Linked DNA regions of Mus musculus: regions 2, 3, 4 and 5 are each linked to region 1. A link is a loop called in an ENCODE intact Hi-C map of the cell type or tissue named here. Cell type or tissue: left cerebral cortex. All regions are shown on one strand. Each heading gives the region's core, and the rest is flanking DNA. Links, peaks and the distances in the headings are about the cores only. Region 1 holds the start of Mdga2 (MAM domain containing glycosylphosphatidylinositol anchor 2). Region 2 has its middle 130 kb from the start of Rpl10l. Region 3 has its middle 350 kb from the start of Rpl10l. Region 4 overlaps Mdga2 (MAM domain containing glycosylphosphatidylinositol anchor 2). Region 5 has its middle 130 kb from the start of Gm25599.

What was found. A loop is a pair of places that touch in the nucleus more often than their neighbours do. Peaks named below come from ENCODE experiments on the same cell type or tissue, not always from the same donor. Only the 100,000 strongest peaks of a DNase experiment are listed, where the experiment ranks them.
Region 2: a loop joins it to region 1, with 2.3 times the contacts of the local background. A loop is called at or near these places in 2 of 42 quality-filtered maps.
Region 3: it touches region 1 in a loop (7-fold over the local background); 2 of 42 quality-filtered maps call a loop at or near these places.
Region 4: it touches region 1 in a loop (2.5-fold over the local background); 3 of 42 quality-filtered maps call a loop at or near these places.
Region 5: a loop joins it to region 1, with 3 times the contacts of the local background. A loop is called at or near these places in 4 of 42 quality-filtered maps.

The regions. Positions count from the first base shown.
Region 1 is chr12:67,221,017-67,227,430 of GRCm38, forward strand. Mdga2 (MAM domain containing glycosylphosphatidylinositol anchor 2) reads right to left here and starts at 1,533. Exons shown (of 17, transcript NM_001193266.1): 1 at 1-1,533. The coding sequence starts at 26. In left cerebral cortex, for the core only: a CTCF peak has its summit at 2,684; DNase peaks (open chromatin) are centred at 1,140, 1,585 and 2,696; H3K4me3 peaks cover 1,692 bases; H3K27ac peaks cover 1,568 bases.
Region 2 is chr12:66,149,796-66,156,209 of GRCm38, forward strand. No RefSeq gene overlaps it. Among named protein-coding and RNA genes, the nearest start is that of Rpl10l, 130 kb to the right of the region's middle. In left cerebral cortex, for the core only: no CTCF peak of the experiment used is centred there; a DNase peak (open chromatin) is centred at 3,393.
Region 3 is chr12:65,928,629-65,935,042 of GRCm38, forward strand. No RefSeq gene overlaps it. Among named protein-coding and RNA genes, the nearest start is that of Rpl10l, 350 kb to the right of the region's middle. In left cerebral cortex, for the core only: a CTCF peak has its summit at 3,379 (motif pointing right); DNase peaks (open chromatin) are centred at 1,599, 3,420 and 4,011.
Region 4 is chr12:67,087,533-67,093,946 of GRCm38, forward strand. All of the region lies in intron 1 of Mdga2 (MAM domain containing glycosylphosphatidylinositol anchor 2), which reads right to left. Among named protein-coding and RNA genes, the nearest start is that of Mdga2, 130 kb to the right of the region's middle. In left cerebral cortex, for the core only: no CTCF peak of the experiment used is centred there; a DNase peak (open chromatin) is centred at 3,170.
Region 5 is chr12:65,398,406-65,404,819 of GRCm38, forward strand. No RefSeq gene overlaps it. Among named protein-coding and RNA genes, the nearest start is that of Gm25599, 130 kb to the right of the region's middle. In left cerebral cortex, for the core only: a CTCF peak has its summit at 3,770 (motif pointing right); DNase peaks (open chromatin) are centred at 3,800 and 4,564.

The DNA of each region.
Region 1 (6,414 bases), core at 682-5,681:
CACACGAGACCGTACACTAAATCCATCTTCACGTGAACATGAACATATCCAGCCCAAGGGGGACGCAGTGGGACCTTCTGGAGGCCAGCGGCCAGCAAGGCGCGCTCCACTTGTGCCCGGGCCGAGTCGAGGTGCCCGGGAACTGCTAGCAATGGGAGGAAGCACTGTCCGTCTGTCCTTCCCTGGCGGCGGCCGTGAGCGGAGCGCTGGAGCCCCACACACCCCACACTCATGCACACACACACACACACACACACACACACACACACACACACACACACGCACACACACGCTCACACACACGCTCACACACACACACACACACACACGCACAAGCACACACGTATAAGCACACACACGCGGGAACACACTCCCACTACACAATACCCCAATACATGCACTCACACACAAGCCGCACTCACACCGGGCGCCTGGGAAAATCGCAGACGCCGGGGAGGAGCAGGGGGCGGTGATGGGAAGCAGAGCTGTGAGGACAAGTGTTCTTCAGGGAAGCGGCTCCGGGCTCCGGGCGCGGGCAAGCGGCAGGAGCGGGCAGGAGCCCTGGGGGCGCCGCGCGACGCGAACCGCGCTGGACAGCCAGGGAGCAGGAAGTGGCCTCTGACCCGGGCACGAAGCGGGGCTCCCTCGCCCGGGTTCGCCTTTACAAAGTAACTCGCGAAGGTCCCCAGAGGAGCGTCAAGCGGCGGCAGCGGCTCGCCCGCCCGCAGTCCGGAGCCCCCAGCCCTGCTGTCTTGCCTTCCCCCATTCCATCAGTTGCCATTGCAACGCCAATCCTGTTACACGACAGAGACTCGCATCGCCGAGCGGGGAGAGGAAGAGGAGGAGGAGGAAGAGGAGGAGTGGGAAACGGGGGATGGGGAGGAGGGAGCGGAGGAGGAGAGAGGAGGGCGAAAGGGTCCAAGCGGGAGCGGAGCGCCCGTCTGGAGCTCGCCAGGCACCAGCCTCAGCCGCTGCCGCCACCGCCACGGCTCTTCCAAACAGCCTTGAGCGCCCCGCCAGCAAAGAGGGTGCTCCTGGAGGCAGCACCAATCTCCGGAGCCAAAAGCAGAGTCCGAGCACCACCACTTGCAGGAGAGGGAGGATGCCGAGCGCAGAGCAGATCCGCACACCGTCCACGCGTGCCCACCCGTACCGCGAGTCCTCTTCGCTTCCGCGCCGCCCCCGCCAGGTGGAGGGGGTGGGGGCGGTGGAGACTGGCGGGAGTTTAGACCCGGGAGCCGCAGAAGGGCTTTCCCCACCCGGGCTAACGGAGTGCTGGCATCCGGAGCGGAACAGAGAAGCGGCCGCCTGCTGAGGGCACCCCGGCTGCGCGGCCGCCTTGCGGGCCGCAGTTGCGGCAGAGATGCCCAAGCTGGGCAGAGGAGCGTCCGGGGCCCTACGCTTGCTCGGGATCCCTGGATTGACGCTGGGGGTTGCGCACCGCGGAGGCGATAGGAAGGAGGAGGAGGAGGAAGAAGAGGAGGAGGATGGAGAAGCGGCGGACGCGGAGCGCAGGCGGCCAGGCTGCCGGGGAGGAAGGCTGTGTGTGGTCACGTTGTGCGCTACGTGCTGAGAGCGCGAGGCTGCTAGCCGCAGCCCGGCGACGTCAAAACCGAGTGCAGGGCTCGGGCGCCTTCCCCTGAGCCTCCTCTGCCTCCCGGGCTCTGCTCACCAGGGTAGGCACTGGTGCTCATCAGCTTGGACAGCAGTGATGGGCTCAGAGGGGTAGCAGCACCCAGCCTCTCTTCCACCCCGCCGAGGCCATCCCTGGTTCTTCCCTAGCTCCGCGGGGGCGAGGGCTGGTAATTCATTTCCGATGCCTCCGCTGGCGTTTGCACGCGGAAGGGAAGGGCTGGCTACGTCCTCAGACACGCGGTAATTACAGGACACCTTTATCCCCTTTCTGCCGTCCAAGGTCTTCCAGGAACTGTTCTGCTTGGCTAGAGGGCAGAGCAGGCCAAGTCATTGGAAGCTGCCTCAGTCTTCTCCATCCCTGTCATGTTTCCGTGGAAATGTGGTCATCATAACAGAGGAAGGGTGTTGGGGGGAAGGAAGGAAGACCACCAGGAGTTCAGGAAGAGTCGGTTTTATATATAATACCTCCTAAAGTTAAATGCTTGGAAAAGCCCCTCTCACATGAAAGACAGGGTTCCTTGAAACAGGGTCAGTTCTGAGGAGCTTAAAATTCTCCCTACTACAAAATGGTCAGAATGAGAAAGCATCTTTAATTTACACTAGAACAGGTGTAAAACTAATAAACTAAAACATAATGGGGAATATCCCACACAGTCTGAGTTACTCTAGTGTGTTTCTTTTTCAAATTAGGTTTTACTGTCTAGATCCACTTAGCCAAAATATGGTAAGTGAGTGAAATGGTTAGACGCGTTTATACATGTGAGAAAGTTATTTTCAGGGAAATGTAGAGCACGGTATTCATTTATTTGTCTCCATAATACACTGGCATAATACACTGCCATTGTGGGTATAAAGAACATCTCCACTAAACTAAATATAGGCTTTTCTTCTCCTATGAAACACTATATAGGGAACTTACAGAATGAATTAGCTGGCTTATTTAGCCAATATATTAATTTCTTCTTGAAATTTAATATTCTTCTGGCTACATTGACTAAACAGGCGTGATTTTGTAGTCATACCTTAGCACTGGCTACTTCAGGCCTCCAGGTGGTGAGCCTGAGCCAAGCCTGAAAGACAGGCAGGGGGTGTCTTAGCAGACAGAAGGTACTAAGACAGAGCCATGGCCCCAGAATTTAAGGGATTAGCCAATTAGAGAGACTTCCTGCAGAAGTAGTGTGATTCACATCTTACATCACTGGGATTTTTCTTTATACTTATGTACAGAATATGTGTTATAGGGGATTTAACAATTTAAACAATCCTCCATGACATTGCTAATATGATCCATTCAACAGTATTCTGGCTTTAGCGTGTAAAATTGTGGTCACTATCATTTGTGATGTCAGCTCACATAAACTTTGAGATTATCCCCTGACAACTTGAATCATTTTAGGTACCTGTTGGACTTGTATTAACTACAGTTTCAGCTGATTAAATAGTCATTTAATATTTACTAATTCCTTCTCTATTCTCAAATGTTTTAACCTAAATAGAATGATGCCAGACACGGCCCTGAAGGATTCATAGGATCCACTTAAGGTAGTGGGATAGAAATAAGGTAGGGAAGATCTGGTGGCACATGCCTGAAATCTCAGTACTCACACAGTTGAGGAAGGAGGATGGTAAGTTCAGTTCAACATGTACTACACAGTAAAGCCCTGTCTCAAAAAAAAAAAAAAAAAGGAAAATGAAAAATTGAAATACTAATCTGGATATAGAGCTCAGAAGGGAAAATGCAGAACTTCAATGGCAAATCTGTCTTCATTTTCCAATCTACTCCCTTATCATAATATAAATACTATGCTATATTTATTCTACTTCCTATTCCTCTGGATGCTAGTTATATCACACAAACTCTCATCCACACTACTCCCTGGACTAGATTATAAAAGGAAACAGGCATGAGAAAAATATCATTTTTTATCTACAAAAAATCTTTTGGAAAGTCTACACAAAACCAAAATTCATACCTACCTATGTGTGTTTTCTAGTTCTTGCTCACAGATTCCTGACCCACACCAGAGCTTGGTGTGGCTATTATCCAGCCTGGTTAGCTGCACATCTCTAGTTTAGTCAGATAAGTTCACTTCTAGTATTTCTAAAACTTGATAAGCTCCTAAGGGCCTAAAGGGAGACAGTCAGCCTGAGAAAGGAACAAAACACGCAAAGGAGAGCCCTGGACAAAGCAAATTCAGAGTCCAGTAAGAAAGGTAGATGGCTGGCAAAGCCTCCATATGCAGAAGCTGGTCTGGGAGGGTGTAGATGGTGTGGCTAGGGCCTCATATTCACCATGGCTGCTGCTTAGAGGTACCTGGTCAGCTGAACAAAATCAAGAATGTCAAAGCTCTTCACAATCTTCAGAGAGCTTTCACTCATTTGGCAAAGAATATTATTGCCTTATAAACTATACATTTGGAAAGCAAAGCATTCTAGTCCCTAGTTCTAGACTTCTGGGATTTCATGACCCACTCCAGATTTCTGTACCAATTTTAATCTTGAACCCCTGATTAAAAGCCTATCCTCACTGATAATAGATATTAGCCCAGAAACTTAGAATACCCAAGATACAATTTGCAAAACACAAGAAAATCAAGAAGAAGGAAGACCAACGTGTGGATACTTCATTCCTCCTTAGAATAGGGAACAAAATACCCATGGAAGGAGTTACAAAGTTTGAAGCTAAGATGAAAGGATGGACCATCCAGAGACTACCCCACCTGGGGATCCATCTCATAATCAGCCACCAAACACAGACACTATTGCACATGCCAGCAAGTTTTTGCTGAAAGGACCCTTATATAGCGGTCTCTGGTGAGGCTATGCCAGTGCCTGGCAAATACAGAAGTGGATGCTCATAGTCATCTATTGGATGGAACATAGGGCCCCCAATGGAGGAGCTAGAGAAAGCACCCAAGGAGCTGAAGAGGTCTGCAACCCTATAGGTAGAACAACAATAAGAACTAACCAGTAACCCCAGAGCTCGTGTCTGTAGTAGAAGATGGCCTAATCGGCCATCACTGGGAAGAGAGACACCTTGGTCTCGCAAACTTTATATGCCCCAGTACAGGGGAATGCCAGGACCAAGAAAAGGGAGTGGGTGGGTAGGGGAGCAGGGCAGGGGGGTGTATAGGGGACTTTCGGTATAGCATTTGAAATGTAAATGAAGAAAATTGGGAAAAAAAAAAGCCTACCCTTACATATCATAGCTTTGGTAGTTTTAGTAACCTGACCTAGAATAATTCTCGCTCCTTTGAACTCTTACTATTCTGATATCATTTTATGGACTATAGAGGCAATATTCAGTGTGGGGTAAGAAGATGAATGACTTTAGGGAAACACAAAGCACTGACATTAACATCCCCTGGGCCTGAGACCCACAGGATGGACTTAACATTGTCATCACATAAAAGAGGAGGAAAATGAGACGCCATACTCAGAATCTGGCAAGGGGGCAGACGAGGAATTAATTTTAATATTGTTCTGATAATATTCATCATACCAGAGCTTTCATGTGTGAGGTTAATGACATATGATTTCTGTCTTGCATTAGCTGACATCTTACTATCTCCAGTTGCTTGAATATGGTGAAGCATTACATTGCTGGCTTTAGTCAGAATTCATCTGCCCCACTTCTGTCCATTCGCATCGAATCCTGCAGATTTTCTCTCTGAAAGGGTTTGGAAGTTCAGTACTTAGGAATAGCTTAATAGCTCCCGAAGACTTGAAAAATTGAGAGCACAATTCTGCTTCAAGATTATTTTTTCAAATGTTCCATTTCCTGTTGTATCCTTGGAGAACTCCACAGCTTAAATATTAATAGAGAGAAGTTCCCACATATCACTGTGCTTGACTTACTAGCTTGAGAAAAAACACATTAGTATGACAGGAAGCTAAGACTTTGGGGACAACAACAAACCAGATAAAAGGCAGATTAAAGGCCAGTATCTGAGTTACTCCAAATTTTTTTTTTTTTGAAAGCTTAAGTACAGTTGCTGGTGACTAAGTGATTTGATTAACCCAAAGTTTGGGTATAAAGGATAGAAATAGAGATTGACAAAAAATTTCAATGAGATTTGAAACAGCGTACAGATGTCTAGGCAATAGAAAATAAAGGGAAGGAAATTTAGATCCTAAACAGGTGATTGTTTTCATTTGCCATCACAGAATATTTATGGAAATGTGATATTTCACATTCTCCATCAGATCCTGCTTGCTATCCTGCTAACAAACTACTATCTCAGCCAATGGTTGTAAAGTGTAAGCAGGAACCCTGAAGGAGTTTGTCTGGCTTGCTCTTGCACAGTTCTCTTTTTGTTCTTGTTAAGTGATGGTTTGTTGGGTGGTATTGGAAAAGATGGTCTCCACGCCCCCGTTCACCACAGACTGTCTCTACTTTAATTCTGGCACTTACCCTGATACATCTGAGGCTCCCATGTTCATTATAGCCACTGAATCGGAATATTCCAATGTCCTCATTTCTCATTTTCAGGTTTGCCCAGCCTCCAGCCACTGAAGTACATCTCATTTGCAGCTTTTGAAGCACTTGTATCAAAGATAAAGCATGATTCAAAGAAACTTTCTGCACATCAAATTTGTGACGTATAAAGAACATGCCTCTCTTCCTGTATCTACTCCCACTCACATGCTTCTTCTCCCCTACTTGGCCCCTTTCATTGTAATACTCCCACCAGGTCAAAAGGATTTCCTTGTAAAGATATTAAAATGCATGCTAATTCAATTATCTGCTTCCTCCACTTTCTGGTTTAAAGAAACACT
Region 2 (6,414 bases), core at 554-5,553, 1.1 Mb before region 1:
ATCCATTTTCCTAGGAATTTGATAAATTCGTAGTTTTTAATAGCTGAATAGTACTCCATTGTGTAAATTTACCACATTTACTGTATTCATTCCTCTGTTGAGGGACATCTGGGTTCTTTCCAGCTTCTGGCTATTATACATAAGGCTTCTATGAACATAGTGTAGCATGTGTCCTTCTTACCAGTTGGAACATCTTCTGGATATATGCCAAGGAAAGGTATTGCTGGATCCTCCGGGAGTACTACGTCCAATTTTCTGAGGAATCGCCAGACTGATTTCCAGAGTGGTTGTACAAGTTTGCAATCCCACCAACAATGGAGGAGTGTCCTCTTTCTCCACATTCTCACAAGCATCTGCTGTCACATGAATTTTTGATCTTAGCCATTCTGACTGGTGTGAGATGGAATCTCAGGGTTGTTTTGATTTGCATTTCCCTGATGATTAAGGATGTTGGACATTTTTTCAGGTGTTTCTCAGCGATTTGGTATTTCTCAGTTGAGAATTTGTTTAGCTCTGTACCCCATTTTTAATGGGGTTATTTGATTTTCTGGAGTCCACCCTCTTCACTTCTTTATATATATTGGATATTAGTCTCCTATCTGATTTAGGATAGGTAAAGATCCTTTCCCAGTCTGTTGGAGGCCTTTTGGTCTTATTTACAGTGTCTTTTACCTTACAGAAGCTTTGCAATTTTATGAGGTCCTATTCATCAATTCTCGATCTTACAGCACAAGCCATTGCTGTTCTATTCAGGAATTTTCCCCCTGTGTCCATATCTTCAAGGCTTTCCCCCACTTTCTCCTGTATAAGTTTCAGTGTCTCTGGTTTTATGTGGAGTTCCTTGATCCACTTAGACTTGACATTAGTATTAGGTAATAGGAATGGATCAATTCACATTCTTCTACATGATAACTGCCAGTTGTGCCAGCACCATTTTTTGAAAATGTTGTCTTTTTTCCACTGGATGGTTTTTGCTCCCTTGTCAAAGATCAAGTGACCATAGGTGTGTGGGTTCATTTCTGGGTCTTCAATTCTATTCCAATGGTCTACCTGTCTGTCACTCTACCAGTACCATGCAGTTTTTTATTATAATTGATCTGTAGTACAGCTTTAGGTTAGGCATGATGATTCCACCAGAGATTCTTTTATCATTGAGAAAAGTTTTTGCTATCCTAGGTTATTTGTTATTCCAGATGAATTTGCAAATTGCCCTTTCTAATTTGTTGAAGAATTGAGTTGGAATTTTGATGGGGATTGCATTAGATCTGTAGATTGCTTTCGGCAGCCATTTTTACTATATTGATCCTGCCAATCCATGAGCATGGGAGATCTTTCCATCTTCTGAGATCTTCTTTGATATATTTCTTCAGAGACTTGAAGTTCTAATCATGCAGATCTGTCCTTTCCTTAGAGTCACACCAAGGTGTTTTATACTATTTGTGACTATTGTGAAGGATGTTGTATCCCCAATTTCTTTCTCAGCCTGTTTATCCTTTGTGTAGAAAAAGGCCATTGACTTATTTGAGTTAATTTTATATCCAGCTACTTCATTGAACCTGTTTATCAGGCTTAGGAGTTCTCTGGTGGAATTTTTAGGGTCACTTATATATACTATCATACCATCTGCAAATAGTGATATTTTGACTTCTTCCTTTCCAATTTGTATCCCCTTGATCTCCTTTTGTTGTCGAATTGCTCTGGCTAGGACTTCAAGTACTATATTGAATAGGTAGGGAGAAAGTGGGCAGCCTTGTCTAGTCCCTGATTTTAATGGGATCACTTCCAGCTTCTCTCCATTTACTTTGATGTTGGCTACTAGTTTGCTGTAGATTGCTTTTATTATGTTTAGGTATGGGCATTGAATTCCTGATATTTCCAAGACTTTTATCATGAAGGGGTGTTGTATTTTGTCAAATGCTTTCTCAGCATCTAATGAGATGATCATATGGTTTTTGTCTTTGAGTTTGTTTATATAGCGCATCTGTTTTTAAACAAGCTATTAACTTAAAAGTTTCTGTAGCAACTCCTGGTTTCCTGATGGTCTCTAGTGAGAGAAATCTGACAGTACACTGGGTCACTGGGACTGTCTCTGTGACGGTTTGCTTGAGATGAGAAAGGATATTGCAGCTTTAGCAGTGTGGAATTGTGTGTGTTCTTGCATACTGTAATTGATTACATGGGCTGGTAAGGGGTGTCAAAGAACTTGACAGGTTGTGTTGATGCTCTTAGTTAAGTCTTGAAAAGTAAATATTAACACTACAGAAATGCATGACTTTCAATATATTTTTGTCTTTGTCTTTGTACAACTTTAACAAGTGAGTTTAAAATTATTTAATTTCCCTAGAAAAATAAGCACCATTTGGGAAAAAAAACAAAAAACAACAACTGGTGTTTCAAAGAACATAAATGCACTGTTTTTATTTTTATTTCTATTTTATATAATTTAAATTGACTTTTGTCATGTCTTTAAGTTTGAAACTGTTAAGCTGAATAAACTGAATAGAAACTTAAGCTGCAAATTGATAACTTCAATACATTACAGGGAACATATAAGTGTTTACACATGGCTTAAAGAATTGCATGTGCAGTGTGCATTCATACCACACTTGTAACTGCACATAACCCATGCACTCGGAGTTTAGGTGTTCACATGTAACCAGCTGAGTGTTTTTATAATAACTACTGCACAAATTGACAATAGGTCATAGGTCATTCTCTCTCTCTCTTTCTCTCTCTCTCCCGCCTTCCCTCCTTTTTGCTTCTCTTTCTTTTTCTCCTCTACTTCCTTTTCTTTCCCCTACCCCTTAATTCATGAAAAGATTCTATGGACTGAAAAGCGCTGGGGTGGGGGGGGCGGGGGTTGGGGAGAACTGAACTGCCTTGATTGACATGTCATCATTTCTTATTGTCTGATATTTTAAAAACTATTAGTCTTTCATTTTCAAAGTGGTGCTCTATTTCCCCTTTCTTGTATTCCCTCCAAACTCTCCCATATGCTGCTCCATGCTCTCTTTCAAACTCACAACTTCCATCCTGCCCGACAAGGTTGCTGCAGCACATAGGAGCCTGAAGCAGTAAGATTGCAACAAGTTCAAGACCAGTCTGAGCTACATATGAGTTCCAGGCTAGTCCATATTACAGAGTAAAATCCTGTCAAAAGTTCCAAACAATATTAATAACAGAACAAAGGAGAGTTTCAACCACTTCTCTTTGTGCTGTTCCTCACTGACTGTTATTTCTTATAATCCTGCAGCACTGACATGTGGACATTTAACCATTTTTCTCACCCTGGTAAATCTTGATGTTCTGGCTTTTCAGCTGCAGAAATGAAAAGACATCTGGGTAGACTTTTTCAGTGCCTAGATGCAGATCTGAAGAATGACGGGGCAACTCACATTGCGCAGAAAGCAATACAAACTGTGAGTCAGCTTTCATCTTACAGACATTTAGTGGTGTCTCAGCCATGTAAGGGGATGGGAGAGTAATCTTGTAACCGTAAGCTTTGTCGTGTAAAATAGTGGAGAATTTTACTTATATTCTCATTTCTAAGATGCATGAAAAATAAAACCAAAATGAATGAATGATTACATTTGACTTGTCTCATGGAGAGGACTTCAGTATCCCACTTCTACCTGTCCATCATCCATTCTGGCCTGCCATCATTTCCTCCTTATTAACCATAGCAGCAGGATGAGTTCTCCCATATAACACAACTGCATTAAATTTAAAGATGCTTATTTTAAAGGAAGGCAGTTTAAAGGAAGTTAAGGACAAAAGGACACCTCCCCCATAAAAAGACTCAGGAGTAAACAAATGCCCACTAGGATAACAGTATTCTTTCCCATACTTCATCTTTTTTGGAAGATACTCCTTGCTTCTCTCCATCAGGAGAGAAATATGTATAGGCTTAAAGAAAAAGATCATGTCCCTTAAGAAAAGATCTTGGGGGCTGGAGAAATGGCTCAGTGGTTAAGAGCACTGACTGCTTTTCCAGAGGTTCTGAGTTCAATTCCCAGGAATCACATGGTGGCTCACAACTATCTGTAATGGGATCTGATGCCCTCTTCTGGTGTGTCTGAAGACAGCTACAGTGTACTCACATACATAAAATAAAGAAATATTTAAAAAGTAAAGAAAAGGCCATCACTGTACTCATTGCAACTGTCCTACTTTCAGTTGCAATCCTTATATATTTCTTCTCAAAAGAGATGGGGGGGCAGTTGAAATAATAGCTGTACAACAAGAAAAATTAGATTTTTCTTGGGAACAAATGCCAGGAAATGGTAAAAATTCATAAAACATTAACAAAACAAGAGATCTTGTCTCTCTCACCATAAAAGTGATCAGGGCATAGATAATCTAAATATAAACTGAGAATGTTGTCATTCATACTTACCCTCTCACTGAAAATATCATAACCTCTCAGAAAATCAAACATGGAGCCGTAGCAAGGGCGCAGCAGACAGGAGCTCCTCCAGAGGATTGAAGTTCAGTTTCCAGCACTCATGGATTTTGGCCCACAAATATCTATAATTCTAGCTCCAGGGGATCTAACACCTCTGAGATCTGTGGGCACCTGCACTCATGTGCACAGACACACTCACACACCACATAATTAAAAGTAAAATAATTTTTAAGTGCCTCAAATGGAAGTTGGAGAGATAACCCAGCAATTAAGAGTCCTTGTGTTCCCACAGAGGACCAGGATTTGATTTCTGACATGCATGTGGTAGCTAACAACTGTTTATAATTCCAGTTGTAGCCTCTTCTGATCTCCAGCAACACCAAGTACACACATGTTGCATAGACATTCCTGTGTACAAAATACACGTGTGCTATTCCTGGTGTATTTCATGTTTGTTTTTATGTTCCTTAGTTTTAATTTACACTGAAAGAGAGATATAGATATTGATAGGCAATATCTTTCTACCCTATTTTTTGTTCCTACTGTCCCAGTTTTGTTTGGGTCCCAGCTCTTAAATTTACTGTTAAGGCTTTATCAGTATACTACAGACCCTTACCATGGTCTTGCTTAAAAGCCTGCCCCACTTGACACAGCATTCATAAAGCAAATTGCTTTCTTAGCATGGGAATTACTGCATTGTATTGCAATACCTTTTTGTGGGACCATAATCCCAAGGTCATTTTACTACCATTTTAAAATACATTCTCATCCTCAAGTGCAGATATGAATATTTACTTTCTATGCTTATTGTAACCTTATGCTAGATGTGGTGTATGGTTAAATCCAAATCTATATTAAAGTTTTCAGTATTTTACTTCCAGGTCAAAGGCTTCTTGCAGATTATTTTTGTTAGAGCAAAGCAGTTGAAGTATATGCCCATGTCCCCATTTCCCTGTCATGGATGTGTTACCAAGCCCACCTTCTCTGCACCTCCCTTGTCCTCACATTGCCAACTTCCTGTTTATGTGAGTCTTGATTAAACATACTGGTGTAAGCAAACCCACTAAGGGAACCCTGCTATGCACTGTCCCTACCAATTAACACCCAGAGCACATGCCTGTGAGCTAGACACTGAATCAGCCTGAACAATTAAAGAGTGGAAAGAACAAAGTGTGTTCATGGTGTTCAGTCTCAGTAGTGTCTGGTGTGGTACTCAGTCATGGCAGTTCGAGATTACAGCAAAATCCCCATCTACTGTTTAGACTGTTGCTGTTTAACTGTAACAAATTCTGGTAGAGGAATATTTAAGATTGTTTTCACAAAATCCACAAAAATTATTATCACATAATTCTTCATTCACATTTGTGTAGTGTAGGCATACAATTAATAATTGAATCATCACTGTTAGTATCATATTTTCTGCCCTCTAGATCAGCTGGTAGGGACTAGCCATTTCTGCAGTTAGATCTCAGTAACTACAGATCTTTTAGTGTATCTAGGTTTCTGTAGCAAAATAGCTTTACTTAAGTGGTGACAAACAACATTTGATCCTCACAGTTCTGGAGGCTGGTAAGTCCCAGGTCAAAAAGATGGTTATTCGTTGTTTCATGATAACTAATTTTCTGGTTCACAGAGAATAATTTCCAGCTTTAACCGCAAGTCAGTAGAAAGGGGCAAATTATCCTCCCTCAAGTTTCTTCTGCAATGATCCTAATTCCATACCTTTACATTCCAGGGTTCCCAACTTCCAATGTCATCACATTGTTGATTATGACTCATCACAGAAAATTTGAGGGGCACACGGGCCCAAAGATTATTAGATTGTGCTAATACAGTTCCTGAATGCCTGCTGTCCCAAACCTGAGTCGTAGCACTCTGGAAAATGAGGAAGTAAGAGTCCAAAGACTTAGAATCCCCAGTTCTCAGTGTATAATGGGAATATTACACTTCTTCTTCTTTCTTACTCTGCAGTATAACCTCTAATTGACTCCAAGTAACAACTTCCATAT
Region 3 (6,414 bases), core at 493-5,492, 1.3 Mb before region 1:
GAATGAAGTTTGTTATATCTGAGGAACCTCTCATAAAATTGCTATTTAAAATGCATTGTTTATGGGGGAAATTAGAGAGGGGAAATGGGGATAGGTTTCATCATATTTTATTGTAAACATGCATAAAATTCTCATGAGTAAAGAGAAATTATTTACAATTGTTTACAATGTCTTCATATATTCATTAGAGCTTATAGAGAGTTTAAGTACTCAACAACATGAGCTGATTCTTTTTTTTTTTTGATGTTATTGGTTAAAAATTCTCAGCTTAGGTAAGAAAAAGATATTGTAAATGATGATTACAAAATTAGGAGGAAACTATTGTAACAGAGGAGGCCAATCTTATGCAAATGTCGACAAGGTCTAAACAGGGATGGAGTCTCTTTCCTAAGGGGAAATGAACAAAGCTGTATATAACCAGTGTTGGGTGGTCCTGGTGTAAGTGGCATGATCAGATACTTGAGAAAAATATTTTTTGAAGTAGCTGATCCCAATCAAGGTGTTTAAGAACAGGCCAGACAACATTGAAATGCTTGTTTAAACTCAAAGATAGGCCACACTTTAGAGACCAAGGAAAAAACTGAAAAGTCTGATTAAAGTTTAGTCAGTCAAAATCAGTAAGACCCTTTTCCAAAGTGGCAGTGGGGACAAGCAGCTTGACTATGAAGCAGATGACGGGAACTTAGAGAGTATGGTGTTTGCTTATCCTAGTAAAGCAGGGGCAGAGTATGATTGGGTCTTATGTAGGTGATGAACTGGTATGGAGATTCTTTATACTGGAACTCCATGATGTCCATCCTCAGATGAAGTTCAGTGTTGCTCGTGTTTTCTAATAATAATTCCTTCAAAACATGCTTTGGGTTACATTTTGGAAAACAGCAGCCAGCACAGACTGTTGGTGGAACAGATCCCAGACCACATTAAGCCAGTGAATTTGCAACACCCCATACATTATTAGCTGTGGATATCTGCAGCAGATGGGTAGGCTGAGAAGGAGGCTCAGGGTTTGTGGCACAAGAATTTTAAGAGTATAAAATATTGTCACTTTATTGTAAAATATCAAAGTTCAAAAATTTATGATTGCCTTGGGAAGAGTTTCTCTGGGCATCCTGATAAAAGTGGCTAGAACACAGTTTTGGCAATAATTGTAAGAAGTATTAAATATTTTATGAGAAATACATTAGTGTAAATCACCATTTTAAAAAGTGAAACATGAATCACTACCCAAAGAATTGGACTTTGGAGCAAGAAATTCTGATTTATTGTCACTGTTGATACTGTGTATGTAAATGCCATTTCTCAGAAGCATAAAACTCTGAGTATAATATATTGGTTAGTGTAAGCAGTATAATATATATATTTCAAGCTGTGGTAGTTTCATTAATCATATATTTTAAGAATTTTAAGCTTATTTTTATGAGGTATTGCATCCCATGTGGCATTGATATGCATGCCTAATTTATGGCTTGGCAAGTGAATTATCCTAGACTCTTTTATGCTCTTGATGTATTGATTTTCAGTTGTGATAGATCATTTTAGATTGTATGTCTTTACTCATAGTGATTTATCCTCAGAATCACAGAGACTGTGGAGCAAGCTGATGCAGCCTCGGAACACTTCCTATGGGCTATAAATGGAGTTGTTAACTGGAATTCTCTGCCCAAGTAGGGAAGCATATTTAGCAAGTTGAGAGGAATAACTTCCATCTAGGATCTAATTAGTTGTTGAATGGGTGCCATACAAAGTATTTTCATTATGGTAAGTATTTTACTTCCATATGTAATCTTTTAGCACATTGTTTTTTTATATATAAATAGGCAATGAAGCATAATGTCAAAGAAAGAAAATGATATCATCAAATTGTCCAAAAAGCCAGATAATACAATTATTGATTGCTTTTAATATTTGTATTTACCAGTACATGCCTACTAATTGACCTGAAATTTAACATCTCTTATTTTCTTATAGAAAATTTCCATTAAACAAGATTCCAATGGGGGAAAAAATTGCCTAGGTACCTAAAGTTGGGTGACCATGGAAAAAATTGCTCAAACAGAAAATTAAGAGATTTTAAAAAACATTCAGGCGCCAATTTTGGAATTTCTTCTTAGATTATATTTTGAGCAGTATCAAGACCACTCTGAAAAAACCATGCATCACTGTCACTGGTCCTTCTGGACATAAAACAGTGTGGTATTTAAAAGATTAGTCCTGTCTCCACAAGCATTACTGAGACATGCTAAGTATTTGATTAATATTATTGAGTGAGAAGTGGATGGGTTATTGAATGAACCTAGATTTCACCCATATAGTAACTATACATCATAGTGACCACAAATCAGAGACACGGTGGAGTGTTCAGTATTTCCTAGCAGTTTTGACATGGAAAAGTGACTCTACTCTGGGTTATGTGCACATATGCATTCATGTGTACCATGTTACGCAGTGGAGATCTAATTTTCAGTGTTTTTAGATCATCTGAAATTTCAGACACAATGTCTTTACAAATTAAATAAATGGTATAGGTAAACCATTTAGCAGTCTTTTCTAGTAAATTATACTCTCACTATAAGTAAATACCACCTGTTTATATAAATTTTTCATATTCTTCCATTAAACTTTATGGATCTTGAATAAATATGTCGACTGGCTTGATAATAACCTATAAATAATAAGACATAGTCTAACAGGTTTGATTAAGTGTAGTTTATTTTATGAGTTTGAGAAATACCTGTCAGTCTTTTTATCTAATTTTGCTTTAAATAACAAGGAACACATGATCTTTATTTTTTCTGTCTTCCTTTATGTTGTTGTTGGTTTTTCCCCCCTTTTTGAGAGTGTGTCACTTTTGTTTGATTTTATATTTGAGGCTAGTTTCATACTCAGGATAGAGTGCAGGCTGACTTCAAACTCATTGCAATAATTCTGGCTTAGCCTTCTGTGTGCTCGGATTACAGGTTGAGTCCCATGTTCCATAGTGGTTCTTCTTTATTTGTTAAAATGAAGTCGCTAAAATGAAATCTGAGGTTTAATGTTAACACATACTTTATACATAAATTTCAATCTACTCAAATTAATAAAACTCATTTTACAATTTGGGAAATCTGATGATCCTGTGACGTCTTTTCAGAAGAAATACATTTATTAAAATGACCACAAAAGAAAGAGTGTGCTACGGAATGATGTCCAGTTATCGTATGACCATATAGTTTTTTTTTTAAATAAAACACAGCCTAATTCTTATTATGCATATGCATATGACTTTAGCATTTATTTAACAAAAACCCAAAAAATTTTAGCCCAAAATTGCTGGTGATAAATGGCATTGCAAACAGGATAAACTGTTGAAACGTGATTAGGATTCTCAGCTGTTGCTAGACTTGCCACTAGATGTCACACAGCTCTTATTCTGTCTCCTCGCAGACCCGTTGTTGATTTTGCTGGATTTTACCTCCTTTACAGAATAAACTGCAGACCAGTGATGAATGTGGGACAGCCCTTCACTCATGTTTACCTCGGCATGAGCTATCTTAAAAGGAAACCATTTCATATGGAACCTTATTACTGGATAATGAGAAACATTCTCACAAGCTAGAGAGAAAATTACCTTTTAGAGCACCAGTTTTAAACTCCTAAGGGAAAGAATCTATACTCTTATTTAGAAACTGATCACACACACACACACACACACACACACACACATTTAATTCTGACAAAATTCAGTGTAGCTAAAGGACGAGGGACTAAAACTTAACAGACGTCTTTTTGCTTGTTATGTTTTGCTCACATCTTGCTATTTGTGCCATAAATCTCATAGCAACTTATGCTATCAGAATTAAAATTTTCTAGTCTGTAAGTAGTTTATGTGACAATTCCAGGTGACAATAAGTATTTAAAAATCATATTAACATGCTATTGCAAAACGAGGATTCTTAGAATTCTTAGAATGTGTGAGTTAACTGACTAGGAGGACGTCTTGAAGCTACCTAGATCGCCCAAGGAAAACTAGGGAGTGTGGAGCTTTTGAGGGAGTATGAGGCTGGGAATAGACTGAATTTGTCCTTGTTCCTTTGTTTCAGTCCTTCCCACTCAAAAGTAATTATATTTGTGAAGCTTATCTGTCTTATATAATTTCTTCACTCCCATCGCCACAGAATGCTCCCAAAGCGGTTGTCGAATGAAGTCATACCAACTCAAGCTTTAATTGAAAACACAACTCCTGCGTGTTCCCACACTACATTCCTCTGACGTTCTTTTTTTATGTATTTTCCTCAATTACATTTCCAATGCTATCCCAAAAGTCCCTTACACCCTCCCCCCCCGACTCCCCTACCCACCCATTCCCATTTTTTGGCCCTGGCGTTCCCCTGTACTGGGACATATAAAGTTGTCCAGGGATCCATCCCATAATTAGCCTCCTCTGACGCTCTTGCTGTGCTCTGCTCTCTCTTTGACACCAGCACTTCCATCCCCAGCTCCAACCTACTGTTTTAATTGGGGTTATACACACCCACACGCGCGCGCGCGCGCGCGCGCGTGTGTGTGTGTGTGTGTGTGTGTGTGTGTGTGTGTGTGTGTGTGTAGTATGGAATCAATATCATAACAGCTTTCATAATAGGTTCATGAAATACACACTTCTCACTTGAGTCTATCAATGTATTTCCAAAATGAAAATAGGATATTTTTATTCCAACTGAAACTTTTGATGTACTGTGAAAATTACATTTCATTTCCTGTGTTCACACACTATACACTGTTGGAATTGTAGCCCTAAACCAATTAAACCTATAGGTTGAATGTAGAAGGTCTTACAGTATGAAAATAAAGCCTTCACCTTTTCATATTATGGATGTTGTTTTCTAAATTTATAAATTCAGACTCAGAAAATTAATTTTACTTTTTATTTCATGGAATTCTCTTTGTTGCCTTTGAATCATTGTGCATGCTTTGTTTCCTAACCCCGTGTCTCATGTTTTCATAATGTTGGGTTTTTAATCAATATATATCAAATTCTATCTATTGTACATAAGCTTAATACAAAACTTATCATATGTCTATGTTAATATAATAACATTAATAACATTATATTAACATGTTAATAATAATATTTTATTTAAGGCAGTGATAAATGGCTTTGCCATGTAAGATGCATTCTTTCTGATTTCAAAATATTTTGAAGTTTGATATAATTATTCTATGAAGATTTAACTTAAGCAGTATATAAATTTATAACTTCTTTTGTTTTCCTGCATCAGTAATAATTGTGTTAAAATAAGATTTATATTCATTTTAACTCATATAGTGTCTATATAAAAATGTTTAACCAATGGTAGTAATTGCTTTTTAGGATGTACTCAGAGCATAACAGGCACATCTTGAGTCTATATACAATATCTGTGATTATATGTCTAAATATCACATGTTTGTTCCCTAAGGAACTGAAACTCAAATTTATATATTGGGTAGTAGAAACGTTTTCTAAAAAATGTCACTATGCTTTAGATTCCACTATTTGGGTGGACATCAGCAGTATGTGAAAAATTTATAAAAAAAAAATACTGCCTGGTAAAGCATATATGTTTGTCATTCCAGGGCTCACAAGGCTGAAATGGGAAAAAGAAGTTTGAAGCCAGCATAGACTACCAAGCAAGTTCCATGCCAGCCATGGATGTATGAAACTTTGACAAAATAACAAAGACTACTGATGATACAGCCACTCAACTCTGCTAATCATAGTATCTGAGGTTAGTCTTCTGGTGTATGTGTGCACATATACACATTTTTCATATCCACTCATGTGTGTTCACAACATTTCTGCAGGGATTTCTCATGGAGTCATTTCTGAATACCAGTTTAAATTTAAAATGCAGAATATTTAAACTGGTATTCAGAAATGACTGTTCTCAACTGGGAAAAAAGTTAGAATCAATAATTTTAGTACTGTCATATATTGTAAAAATCAATAAAAAGTAATGGACATATTTGTTGAAAAAACTTTGTGTTAATAATAGCAAACTATGTTCAAACTAAAAGCATCTTAAAATTATTCTTGGTCTATTTTTTTTTTCTGTAGAGGCCTCAATGATTGCATTCTTTTTGTAGAAAGTATTGATCAGGAAAAGCACTTTCCGATCAATTAGCTTAGTGGTAGTCTATTTCAGATCACTTACATAAATGTGAACAATTTCTACTTCTTTAGCCCCTAATTGAGAAAAAATCCTGTGCTATAAACTGTTTGGAGAAAGCTCCTTATATCAGACTATATATATTGGGCTGAGGATAAAAAAATACTCAAAATTCATCTCAGTGTTTGTTCATTCAGAGGATAAGAGCTTGGTCAATGCAGATAAATCCAAAACAAACTCTCCAGTTACGTTTACTTATCAGTTACGAAGGAGGAATTGGCAGGCAGAT
Region 4 (6,414 bases), core at 462-5,461, 130 kb before region 1:
TACATTGTAATCTAGGTATTGAAGTCAAGCCTCACACATGATAAGTACTCTAGCACTTAACTGAATCTTAATCTTTTTTCTTTTCTTTATTTTTTCTTTCTTTTTTTTCGTTTTTTTTTTTGAAAAGGGGTCCTCAGATGCTCTTCTGACATTAAGCTTGACCTGTATCCCAGAGGAGTCCTCTTTCCACTGTGGTCCTCTTACCTCAGCCTCCCTGGAGGCTGACATAATCCGCCTACACCACTAGTAGACATAGCCATTTGCATATATTAGCTCCAGAATACAGCAAGAACGAGGGTATCAAATTGGTCCCAAGTGTGTATTTGTCAAGTAGCATTAGTTCTTATAGGGTTATCTATTAGAAATCTAGGTAAAAAAGTAAACATTTCAGCTCCCTTTGTCATAGGAACACATGTACAGCTGAATCCACCTCATCTATCAGAAGGAAGTTTTTTACGTTTGTGGAAGGTCTTAGTTTAAGCACTGTCAACCTTTCTGAGCATAGTAAACTGGGCTTATACATCCTGGACAGTTGAAAAGTGAGGATAAAAGAGTGAGCTAATATTAGAAAAGAGAATGATTATAAAGATGATCACAGCTGTCACCCCAATTGACCTAGAGAGTATTTTTCATGGATCCGTATATTCCAGAATGGAGGTATGAGTGGACAGTTGGGAAGTTCAATAAATGAACAAGCAACAAGGAAATGGTTTGGCTTTAGATTCAGCTGCTCCAGCATCAACCATGAGCATGGCTGCCTTAGTAACAACCCTGGCTCTCTGATCCACGCCTCTGACCACCTGATAAAGTACTGGCAGAGCAAAAGCAGAAAGATGAGGAAGTGTGAAGGAACCTTCCTGTGAGGGCTATACTGAAACATGTATAGAACACTCCCCAGGAACTTCAAAATTCTCTGGAGAGAGGATAATCAATGTCTTATTGATCAATTTGGAAAGGCAAAGGAAAATCAATCCTAGAAGAATACAGTCAAATGCTAGAAATCCCAGACTGAGAGCTAAAAATTGGAATTTGAATGAGTTTTTGTTGATTTCTGCAGTTTATTTAGCATCATTAGAATTACCAACTATTTAACATTCATTCAGTCTCATATCTTAACACACGAATAGAGAAATAAATAAAAATCAAATTAAGTAAATTTGATTCATGTCAGTTACATGGTTGGTTTTATGTAAACATTGCTCAGAAATGTATCCTGCGTAAGCCTGGGTGCCATTTGGTTTTGCTATAACTGTTCAGAAAGGATTTTCTTGGAATATATTCTTTGTTCTTCAAGGAGCCACTTCGTTTTTCTCCCTTGAGCATTCAAATGTAAGTCAGCTACTTAGTTTATTGAGGTTAACTCCTAATTTTGGAACATTAAGTAAAATACAGAGTTTAAATGGAATGGAAGTAATTTCATGTCCTACATTGGCAGTCAGTGGAAAGGGCTGCTTTTCTAAAAGTGAGGGGTGAGGATGTGTAGTCATGGTGATGGCTTTGCTGTTTCCTTTAAAACACTACACAGAGCTTACCAGCCTTGTGTCAGAAGAAAGTATAAACAGTGCTTTTGACTTGTAGGGAGTGAAGCTCAGTTATGCAGCAGCAGGCTGAGCCAAACAAATAGAACATATCCTAGGAGCGATGGCATCTTGTACATGTAACTTATAGACAGAGAGAGGAGGGGCATGTGGAGAGCAAGAGGGTAAAGAAAGAAATAGAGTGAAAAATTTCATCGTTAATTTCCTGCCAATAGTTGCAAAATAAATGAATTTTATACTAAATCCTCTGAATTGGTTAAGTTTTCAGTCACAGAAATAATGCATAACCAACCACCACCAAATCTAATGGTTTAAAACACCACTAGTATATCCCCCTTCCAGGTATCATTCAGTTTGGTTGGGAAATGGCTGGATTAAGGTGCTTTTGACCAGTCTTGTCTTCTATATAGGTTCCTCAAAGTTCCTATTCCTCTTAGAATAACAAGCTTGCCAGGTATCAGCAATGGCAAAGACAGGGTCCACGGTCAGCCACACAGCAAAAGCTATGTGTGTGCCCATATCTCTAACTATTCCAATGAACCAAGTAAATAATGTGGCTCTCTGGAGGGTAAGAACATGTCTTCCCTCTCAAGTTCAATGAGAATATAAAGGGTGATGATGAAGAACAAGATAACCAACTTAATCTAATCATTTAATTTACAAGGACATAGGTAAATAGAAATTACCCAATGAGATATGAAAATGTATTATTAAATACATAATTAATGTTGCTTCTTCAGCATATAGTTTTGTATTTATGAACCACATCTGCATCCCTGTGTATTTCATATACAAACGTAATATAAATATCAATACAACACAAAGAAAGCCATTGACTAGCTCTGCTTTCTGTCCCTTCTGTAAGAGGAGTTCCCTGTGATTTTTACATTGCTGGAAGTAATGGGAGTCCCAAACACTTTGTCACTGAATATGAGTTCACTACACTCTATTTAGTATTTACTTACACAGTCAAAATTCCAACAATTTGTAATGTTAAAAATATAATAACCAGAATATGTTAATATTATTTTAATAAGTCACTGAGAAATTTATAAAGGGAAAAATTTCAAACAAGATAATGCAGAGCTAATAAGAACCTATTTACAAGATGTTAACAGCTAGCTTTTTACTTTAAATTAACAAGTTTATTGAAATCTTACATAGCCTTACCTAAAATTTTTCTAAATTCCTTTTTATATATATAAAACCTTGTCTAAAGGGTAGTCACATAGTAGACTAAAGTGTAGTCACATAGAAGTAGACACTTTTTGGCATCCTTCAGTAGTAAAATGTGGCGCTTACTCTAAGCAGGTAATTCAACCTTATAGACCACTCTACAGAGAATAACATTTTTAATTGGAGAATCCATGAAGGAAAGCAAGAAGTGGAATAGAGGTCATGAGATTGTAGAAGAATTTAAGAACCGTGAAATCTAGAAAAAGGAGTTCCTTTAAATGTGCAACTGTCACATAATACACCAGCTGTTGACACAGGAGAATCAATGCTACTGTGCCATTGAAGAATTCATCTGAAGAGGAATCCTGGGGGCTGCTATTATCCTCTGTACCTCCTCTCTTTCAGGGAAATTTAAAAATAGGCAGAAGCTAGTTACAGTAGTAAAATGTGTCATGTTACTGTTTAAATTCCTCAGAGACAGATGGCTAATTTGACTAAACCAACCTTTGTTTACACTGGAAATGATCCATTGATCTTAAGCCAAAAAAATATGGTCTAAACTCCCTTCAGTACTTCAGATTCCACGATAATTCCAGGGTTGCTAAGTCTCAGAAGAACAAGAGTACTATCTCAAGAATTTTTTCAAAGATTGAAACAATTGAATGTGTTTATACCACTAAACTTGTAGGAACCTGACTTGCCAAGAACAACATAAAGTATAATAAGCATGATCAGCACAGATAGTTTTTTGTCCTCAAATACTTTTTACTGTAATAAAATTTTGCTAAATGAAAAATAGTGTTACCACAATTAATATTTAAGACAATAACAATTCAGATCCTTTATGTTTTATTTTTAATTATAATTCACATTTATATTATATATTTATTGTGTTGTATAACATATTCTATTTTTGCTAAAATATATAAATTATAATAGAATTTATATTTTAAAAGATCAATTAAATATTAATTCTTTAGGAAAATCAATAGTTAAGTAGTATAGATTCTCAGGACACTTAGACAAACAAAAATACATTTACTGGGTATTGCCTTAGGGACTAAATGAAATTACCAATAAGTTTCCTTGCATCAAAATATTTTATTAAATCTTGTTAGGAATACTGTCACATTTGTGTTTTTTCTTTTAATTAATGATATCTGGTCTCTAAATTGTTGTATGTGTACCATGTGAACACCTATGACATTAACTTCATTCTTCTAGTAGAAAATGCCACTCCACACATCATGCTGTAACACTCAATCATAGATCAGGTACTTCAGTATTAAACCTGAGCAAGGGTTCCCATAAATCATCCTCCTCATTGAGGTGTAATTTTAATAGAAAGATCCAAGAAAGCAAAATCCATAAGAAAATCCTTAACAGTAGTGTTTCCCAAAGTTAAAGTATCTCTATTTCTCACTGACAGACACACATGATCTTCCTATTACATCTGTTGTATAACAGTTTCTTCCAAAATTGAAATATAGCATCATTAAAAGAGGCTCCACATGTCTTACAAAAATACGACACTTACAAATTTCAGCAAATAACTCTCAAGCACAAGGAAGTTTCTGAAACCTAAAAAAAAAAATTCACAATACCAAACAGTCAAATTTATATGAATTAATTTTTGCTGAGGTGAAGAGACTCTCGGAGATGTTAGACTTGCCTACCAGTCTTATAGGCTGATTATTTTATAGTACTTTCCTCTAAGATTAAAATCTACAATCTTGGAGGAAAATACATCAATTGGACATGGGATGTTAGAATGGAGTTAAAATAATGGAGTTAAAATAATGGAGTGTGTTATAAGAAGAAAAGCATTCCATTCCACAAAAAAAAATCTGGTTAAAACAGAGAATATGCTAAGGTGAAGCAGAAAATTTCACCAGGCAGGAAAACTCTTTAAGGGCAAGAAATAGGAATTCATAGATTTCAGGAAGTACCTGAAACGAACATTTTTCATCACAAACACACACACACACACACACACACACACACACACAAACACACACACTTTCCTCAAGCATATATAAGCATAAGAAATTCTAAGCGGCATTTTTAGGTAAAATGAACCATCTAAAGGAGATCAACTGAACAGCATGAAGAAAGAAGCCAGCTGAAATATCTAGAAGTGGAAAGCAGCCAAGCTGCTGGGAAGAGGCTCAGACCAAATGAGCGATGTGGCAAAGATATGGCACAGCCTGTTGACCTTCCTACAGGTTATCAGGTGCTATTCAGATTTTTAGCATTTGTGATGTGTCATCTATGCTGCATTGGGTATTGGTCATACAGTTGTCTGCAAGTAATTTCTTCTCTTGTAAGTGACCTCTCACACATATTCTTGTCAATAAACACAAGACTTTCCTTATTTGTTCTGTCATCAAATCCCTAACTGAGGTGAATAGACATTTGTTCACACCTTGCAAAAACAGTGTCATACAAGAGTGCCCTAAAGATGCAATTTATATTGTCATCTGGTTTTTAAATCACCCATATCCCAGTAAGTAAGCCCTCACCTATATTTGTGCTAATAGCCCTATATACTCATTAATTTTCTGAGCTTCACATAAGTAGAATTAATTTTTGGTTTCTCAGCAGTCCCCTATGTGTATTGAATAGGTGTTTCTCTGTATTATTCCAAGAACATCACACAGTAACATGTTGCTTTTATTATTCCCATCTTAGGCTTTACCTAATCATGATATAATGTGTGTGTGTGTGTGTGTGTGTGTGTGTGTGTGTGTGTGTGATTTCATTCCTCTCTTACACATTCAATCCTTGCCTATTCTAATTACAAAACAGTTACCCTTTTATATAGATACTAGATTTTAGTATCTCTCTCTCTCAATATATACATCTATATCTATATCTAAATCTCTAAATCTCTAAATCTCTAAATCTCTAAATATCTCTCTCTCTCTCTCTCTCTCTCTCTCTCTCTCTCTCTCTCTCTCTCTCTCTCTCTCTTATTCCAATGCTATGTCAAGCAGATTATATATCTACATATCCGTGTATCTATATATCTATATTTAGTATATTACCTATGTCTATCTATATCTACACCTACACCTCTCTGTATCTATAATCTATATCTAGTTATCTACATATGTAGATATATCTTATTATGCATGTATGATATATGTAGATATGTTATGTAGATTATATATCTATAAAATCTATAGAAAGTTCTCTATAGATATTTATAAGACACAGATCAGCAACAGTAAGAATATCAACATCAGTTCAAAGAGTGGATATAGAATCCAAACAAAGAATATCAGAAATGTGTGTGTATGTATGTGTGTGTTCATGTACGTATGTGTGTGTATAATATATATATACACACATACATACATATATGTACAGAATGGCTTTTATCTTGTATCTCAGAGAAAACTATGGTTCTTTCTTTCTTTAGATACAGAGTATCACTCTGTATCTCCACATGACCTGAAGTTGACTATGCCAATGAGGCTGGCCTTGAATTTACAAAAATTCACCTACCACTCCTTTTCACTGCTGGGATATATATATGTGAGAGAGAGAGAGAGAGAGAGAGAGAGAGAGAGAGAGAGAGAGAGAGAGAGAGAGAGTGTGTGTGTGTGTGTGTGTGTGTATACAGACATATAGGCTGAAGCCAGGCTGAGTGAGCTGTTGAAGTGGATGAGTGTTTTGACTGGAGAGACATGCCACT
Region 5 (6,414 bases), core at 704-5,703, 1.8 Mb before region 1:
ATAATCACTTTCTTCAACAGAAAAGTCCTTTTTTTGGCTTCCATTCGAAGAATTTTTTTTTCTGGACACGTGAAAGTAAAACTCTAGAAGGGCTCATTGTGTAGACAAAATGCTTTGTGTGGTTGTGCAACCAGAAATTATGAGTTGAAGACCAACTTCAACATGAATTCAATATTGGACAGACAAGTTGTCATTTCCCATCAATTTATACCTAAACATAAAATAAAGAACATTCTTCTAGCTCACTTACTTCACCAGTTGGTATAGTTTTCTTTATTGCCAATGCATGGTGTGCTCAGCAGTGTGGACAACATGAGAATTGTTAGTTCAGCATCCAGCAGACCGATGCTGTTTTAGTAACTACCAGAAAAATTCCATAACTGTTACATAATTAAAAGAACTAAAAAAAGAACTGTAAAATTAAAATCATAAAGATTTTTCTATAAACTTTGTAGAATGTTAGTACATGTTCCTACATCTATGTCCATGTGGGTAGCACTAGCTGGATTGAAAAATGACTGGTTAGGGAGGTGCGGAAGATCAGGGAGGAGTTGGAGAAGCAGAAAAATATGATGAAAATATTGTATGAAAAAAACTTCAAATAAAAGTGCCAAGACAAGAACAAAAATACCCCCCAAAACACCCCCCCAACCACCACCACCACCACCACTACCACCACTACCACCACCACCACCACCACTACCACCAATAACAAAGTCCAAGAAGTTGGGAGGGGGAAGAAGAGAGGGAAAGATGGAGGGTGGACTTGATGGAAAAATACTATATGCATGTATGAAATTCTCAAACAGTAACAAGAATTTAAAGGAAAAAAGGAATCAAAAGAATATATAACGGGTAACATTCTAAAGTTTCAAAGATCTTACTCATTCTCAGGGCCTTTTCTGGGATTTACATGATGAGCTCAGGTTAACACTCTAGAATCAAATACATTGTATGGAAAAAAATAATCCTTAGGAACAAACTCTGACAATGGGTCTTCCAGAGACCCTTTGAATTGTATGAACACAAAGATGTACTCTCACCAGTCTGTCAGACACCAAATATTCAAACTGTTGCACTTTATGCGGGGTAAGGGAATTTAGAAGGAGGAACAGTAGGTAAAGCAATTGCTTCAAGTTGATGGGTTAAAAGACAACAGGACCATACTATCTGTAGTCTTTGGAATCTTAGAACAAATTGAAGAATTAGTATTGTAATTTGTAACCCTTACGAAGAAGCATTTCTCACTGGCCTCTACATAACTCCGAAGTTTACCCATCAGGTGGTAGCTCTGTTGCCATGGGAGCCTCTACCTTCCCAATCGCTTCGTATTTGTTGGCGTAATTGTCTTTGCCTGGTAGGAAGGACATTAAGCTTGGACCTCTGAAAGCAACATCCAACTGAGCTCAATTGCGCAAATAAAATGCTTTGTCCAGTTATGAAACTAGAAATTAGGAATTGGTGAATAACTTCAAAATGAATGAAGTATTAGACAGAGACAGGTATACCTGTCCCATCAATTTATAACTAACTATGAAATAAAAACATTCTTTTGCTCCATTTTCTCAAGGTTGGGAACATTTTTGATTTGAAAGCAACAAACTGACTTTCTTTTTCTATGTGAGGAGGTGACCACATGTTGAGTATAAATTCTGATCCTACTCCTGTGTTTTTTTCCTGGTATTCAATTCTCTTAGGAGAGCATGGTTAATTTAAAGGTCAGGAAAGCAAAGAGGAGGAGGAAGGAGGTGGTATAAAGGTACCTTGCTAAAGACACACATTGGAATTGTAAGGATACGTTCTCCAAGGAAAGAAAAAAAATGTTTTAGGCCTCAGTGGAGCTTGCTTGCTTGCACAGAGCACGGTCACCAGAGCAGTATGGGTGGTGGTGGTGGTGGTGGTGTGTGTGTGTGTGTGTGTGTGTGTGTGTGTGTGTGTGTATGTGTGCGTGTGTGTGGTTCATATCTCTGTAATTTTCACAGGACTACAGAAAGGATATCTGTGGAAGGCAGGAAGGCAGTTTAAGCTGGTATTGGGTCAAACTTAGAGACCCTGATTGGTTTATTTTTGGCATATTTAAGCACGGTGTTGTTTGGTGAAAAATTTTCTGGTGATAATTGACACAACTCCACATGCACAACAAAATATACATAAATCTCCTTGAGTAACAAAATAAGCCAATTCAGATCAGATGTGTGCAGTGGGAAGTATTAAAAAGAAACGGAAGCGATGCATTCCCGGCTCTTGTGCCTCTGCCCCAGCAGCCTGGCTGGCTTTGCACTGGTGGGCAATGGCCGACCTGTTTTATCCCATGGAGACGCTTACTCAGAACTCCACAATCTCTTCACCCAGCTCACTAGGTTCCCACTGTTGGGTTGTTACCACACCAACCCCATGCTTCAAATCCCCCACGGCCTTTGTGGTGCACCTCTGGCAAACCCATGCTTTGCTGCTGTACCTTTCTCTCCACTTTGTGAAGGAAAACACAACACAAATTTAGTTCAGAAACAATGGTAACTCAATCTCTGGGCACAACAACTAAAATCTAATCTTGTAAGCCTTATTAAAATCCAATTCCTCTTGGGGGTAAATCCTTGCGGATCCACCATGGTACTGGGAAATTCTAGCAGCTACATCTTACCCCTCTGCTGTCCCATTCCAAAGAGGACCTAACTCTCTCCTGCTTCCTCTCTTCCTCTGTCCAACACGGAATTCGCCCAGTGATTGGTTCCTTTATTCATTAGGGGATTGGTTCACAAGAAGCCACCTGAGTATGTGACTCATTCCTTATTCCAGACAGCCTCTACTGGGAGAGCAAGCAGCACAGAGCCATCCACAACAGATGTGACTACATTGAAACTCTTTGTAAAGTCCATAAAGAAACATTCTATAGGTAGACTAAGAAAAGCAAGGATTGATAAGAGAATTTGGAGAGCTTCAAAAAGATAAAACTTTATAATTTTTCTCTGCAGATCTCAGATAGGATTTCCAGACCAAGGCACAGAATTGCATTCATCCACTTGTAAAACAAAACTGATGGTAAACATGAATTTGATTTAAAAGAATTGAAAAATAAATGCAATGTGGTATTACTGGGTTACTTCTGTATGGCAATACATCATTTCCTGTTATCATAGGTGGGGTTTTATTAGTGCCTTTGTAGTTGCAGTTAGCAATTAGTGACTATTTAATTTTAACAGATAGGAAACACAATTTAAGCAAATGAAGTCATGGAGATGAGCAGAATAAGTACTCTGTACTACTGATTTCTTTTAGACAGGTATCCCTATGTAGCCTTAGTTGGCCTGGAACTCTTGAGGCTGACCTGGCTGGAAAATTAGAGATCCACCTGCCTCTGCCTCCCAAATGCTGGAGGGTTAACAGCGTACGTGTTCACAGCAACTGATACTCTTTTGGGTATCTTCTATTGCTCTCCATCTCATTTAGAGGCAAGCTCCCTTGGGATGTGGCCAGCTTGAGCAAAGGATTCCCTGTGCCTGTAGTGCTAGGATTACAGATAGCCACCACACCAAGCCTGTAGTTTGGGGATAACTACAGTCCCCAGCCTCTACAGGACTTTAGCCTCTCCTCTCCAGGCTCTGGTTTGTTTTATGTTCACAATACCCGCTTCACTGACGAAGAGTGTGGATGGAACCCTTCCACAGAAGATGATATCTGCAGTATTTTAACGTGGAGTAAGGACGTGAAAGGCCTTTTGATGGAACTGCGGAGCAATCCATGGGTGAAAACAGAACTACTACCTAGGACTTGCCTGCAGATGGCACTGGTGCTTCTTAGATAGAGAACCTCTTCTGTTCTGAACCTTTTCTGTACTGAACCTTTCCTGCTCTGTTCAGAGTTCACTGTGTACCTTGGAAAGGCTCATCTGTACTAGGAAAGTAAGATTTCTTGCAATAAGCACACACTTATCTGTGCGTGATTGAACCCCAGCCTGATTCAGCCAATTCTGCTAGAGGTCTGCTTTTCAATTAATGCATTCTCATGGACAATCAATTCTGATGGAGTACTCTTTTGAGTAGGGAAGAGGTCTGATACCAAAATCTCATAAAAAGAAAATGTCTTGGCTGATTCGTCCAGTTTGCCTCGTCTCAGAAAGTGTGACTATCATAAGAACTTGGGAACAGGTATTGTGTGTGTGTGTGTGTTTTAAAGTGAAAATGGTTCCTCATACCTGAATCCTGGACTATAATCTTACAAATTAGTTTGGTAATCTTACAAGTTAGTTCAGTAAAAATTTATCCAACACATCATGTAAGGCGTTGTGCCAGAGTGCTATGTAAGAGTCAAAGGTGCCCCAACAAATACGATGCCCATGTCAGATCTCTCAGAAAACGTGTCTGTGTGTGAGAGAAAATTAGTCTGGTAAATATACCAGTAAGATGTTATTAGAAGAAGGGAGGTTGCCAAAAGGAAAAACTGGGCAGGTTGCTAAGGAAAGCCATCTCCAGCTGAAGAGACAGGGAAAGAGGTAGAAATAGAATTCCTAGTAAGTGAACCAAATGAGGGTAGCAGAAGGTGGAAAATCATGACACGCTAAAATTGACTGATTTATCCAGGATTACTGTATTCCAGACTCTCTGTGAGGAACTCTAAAAGCTCACTGCTTTCCACCCTCTACCTCTGTGCTCTCCGGATGGTATCGATCCTCTTCCTGCCTTTGTTTCCCCATCTGTGAAATGGGAAGAGTGAGAGTCCTTTCCACAAAGGGTTGCTAGGAGGATTAAATTAGGTCATATATGTGCAAGCATCTGTTTTTTATTTTTAATTTAATTTAAAAAAACTTTTTATTGTTTTTTTGTGAATTTCATATCATGCACCCTAATTCTACTCACCACCCCTCATAGTTGTCCTCTATCCTTACCACCTCCCCCACAACAGAGGGGGAAAAATCTTGTGGAAGCTGTAGCGTGTCACAGAGTGTCCCACAGTGTACCCTTTCATCCACACTCCATTTATTTATTTATTTATTTATTTATTTATTTATTTATTTATTTGAACAGGCTTCACCGATTAGCCTGTCATTCATTCATTCATTCATTCATTCATTCATTCATTCATTCATTCATTCATATGTATATGATTATACTGTAGCTGTACAGATGGTTGTGAGCCATCATGTGGTTGCTGGGAATTGAATTCAGGTCCTCTGCTCACTGGGAATTGAATTCAGGTCCTCTGCTCACTCCGGCCCCTCCAGAAGAAGAGACGTCAGATCTCACTATGGATGGTTGTGAGCCACCATGTGGTTGCTGGGATTTGAACTCAGGACCTTCCAAACAGCAGTCAGTGCTCTTACCTGCTGGGCCATCTCATCAGCCCCTCGTCCACACTCCTTTCTTGCACATGTTCACGGCAATGACTCCTTGGTCTGGTATGAGACCTCTAGCTTCTGATGCTCCGCTAACACTGGGCCCTCTCTGAAGCTCCTCTTAAGCATTGTGTTGTTGCCCCATGTCATGGAGATCCCGACGTCTTGGATTCCTTAGATTGTTCCTTTCCTATACTCCAGCAGTTCGTCGATGGGGTAGATGGTGGGATGGGCCAATTTAAAGCCTTGGATCTGGACCTGACAGCTTACTGGCCTTACTGCTCTCACGCCCTTAGTGTCCCGCTCACCCAGCAATCTCTGCAACCAGGGTCATCTTTACCCTGCTGCCCAGGTCAGGTGCAGGGCCCACTCTTCCTAGTGCTGCAGGTGATAAGGGACAGGGAGAGTTCTTCTACTGCCATGATTCCGGGCCAGCCCTCCCTCCTGCCATAGGTAGTGAGGAATGAGGGAGGGGAGGGGGCATCTCTCCCTTATCTGCACCACCACCCAGCAGACAAAAGGCAGGACTGCCTCTCCTGTGCTCACGCCCTTGCGACTGGCTCACCTGAAACCCTACATACAGCGTGAGCTCTACTATGTTGCCCAGCCAAGGTGCAGGACTCACTTTCCTGAGTGTTGCAGTAAGTGAGGGGCAGGGAAAGCTCTCCTGCTCTGATGACATTGGGGCCATTCTCTTGCCTGCCTTAGGTGGCAAGGGGGAAGAATGGGGCATGTCTTTCTTGTCCACATCACTACTCAATAGACAAGTGGCAGAGCCATCTTTCCAATGCTCACACCCTTGGGGCCAGCTTGCCATGTTCCTGCCACCAGGTTCAGCTCTACTGTGCTGCTGAGGCTAGATGCAGGCCCCTCTCCTGAAAGCTGCAGCTGGTGAGGGGCAAGGCCAGCTCTTCTGCTCTCATGATCCCAAGGCAAGGTCTCCCACCTGCTGTAGGTGGTGAGGTGTGGGGAGGAGGGAGGGCATCTCTCCCTCATCTATGGGAGATGTGTGGGTGGGCCAGCATTCACACACTTATACACTGGGGGCCCGGCTCACCTGAAACTTTTGCAATGTTTGAGTGCTG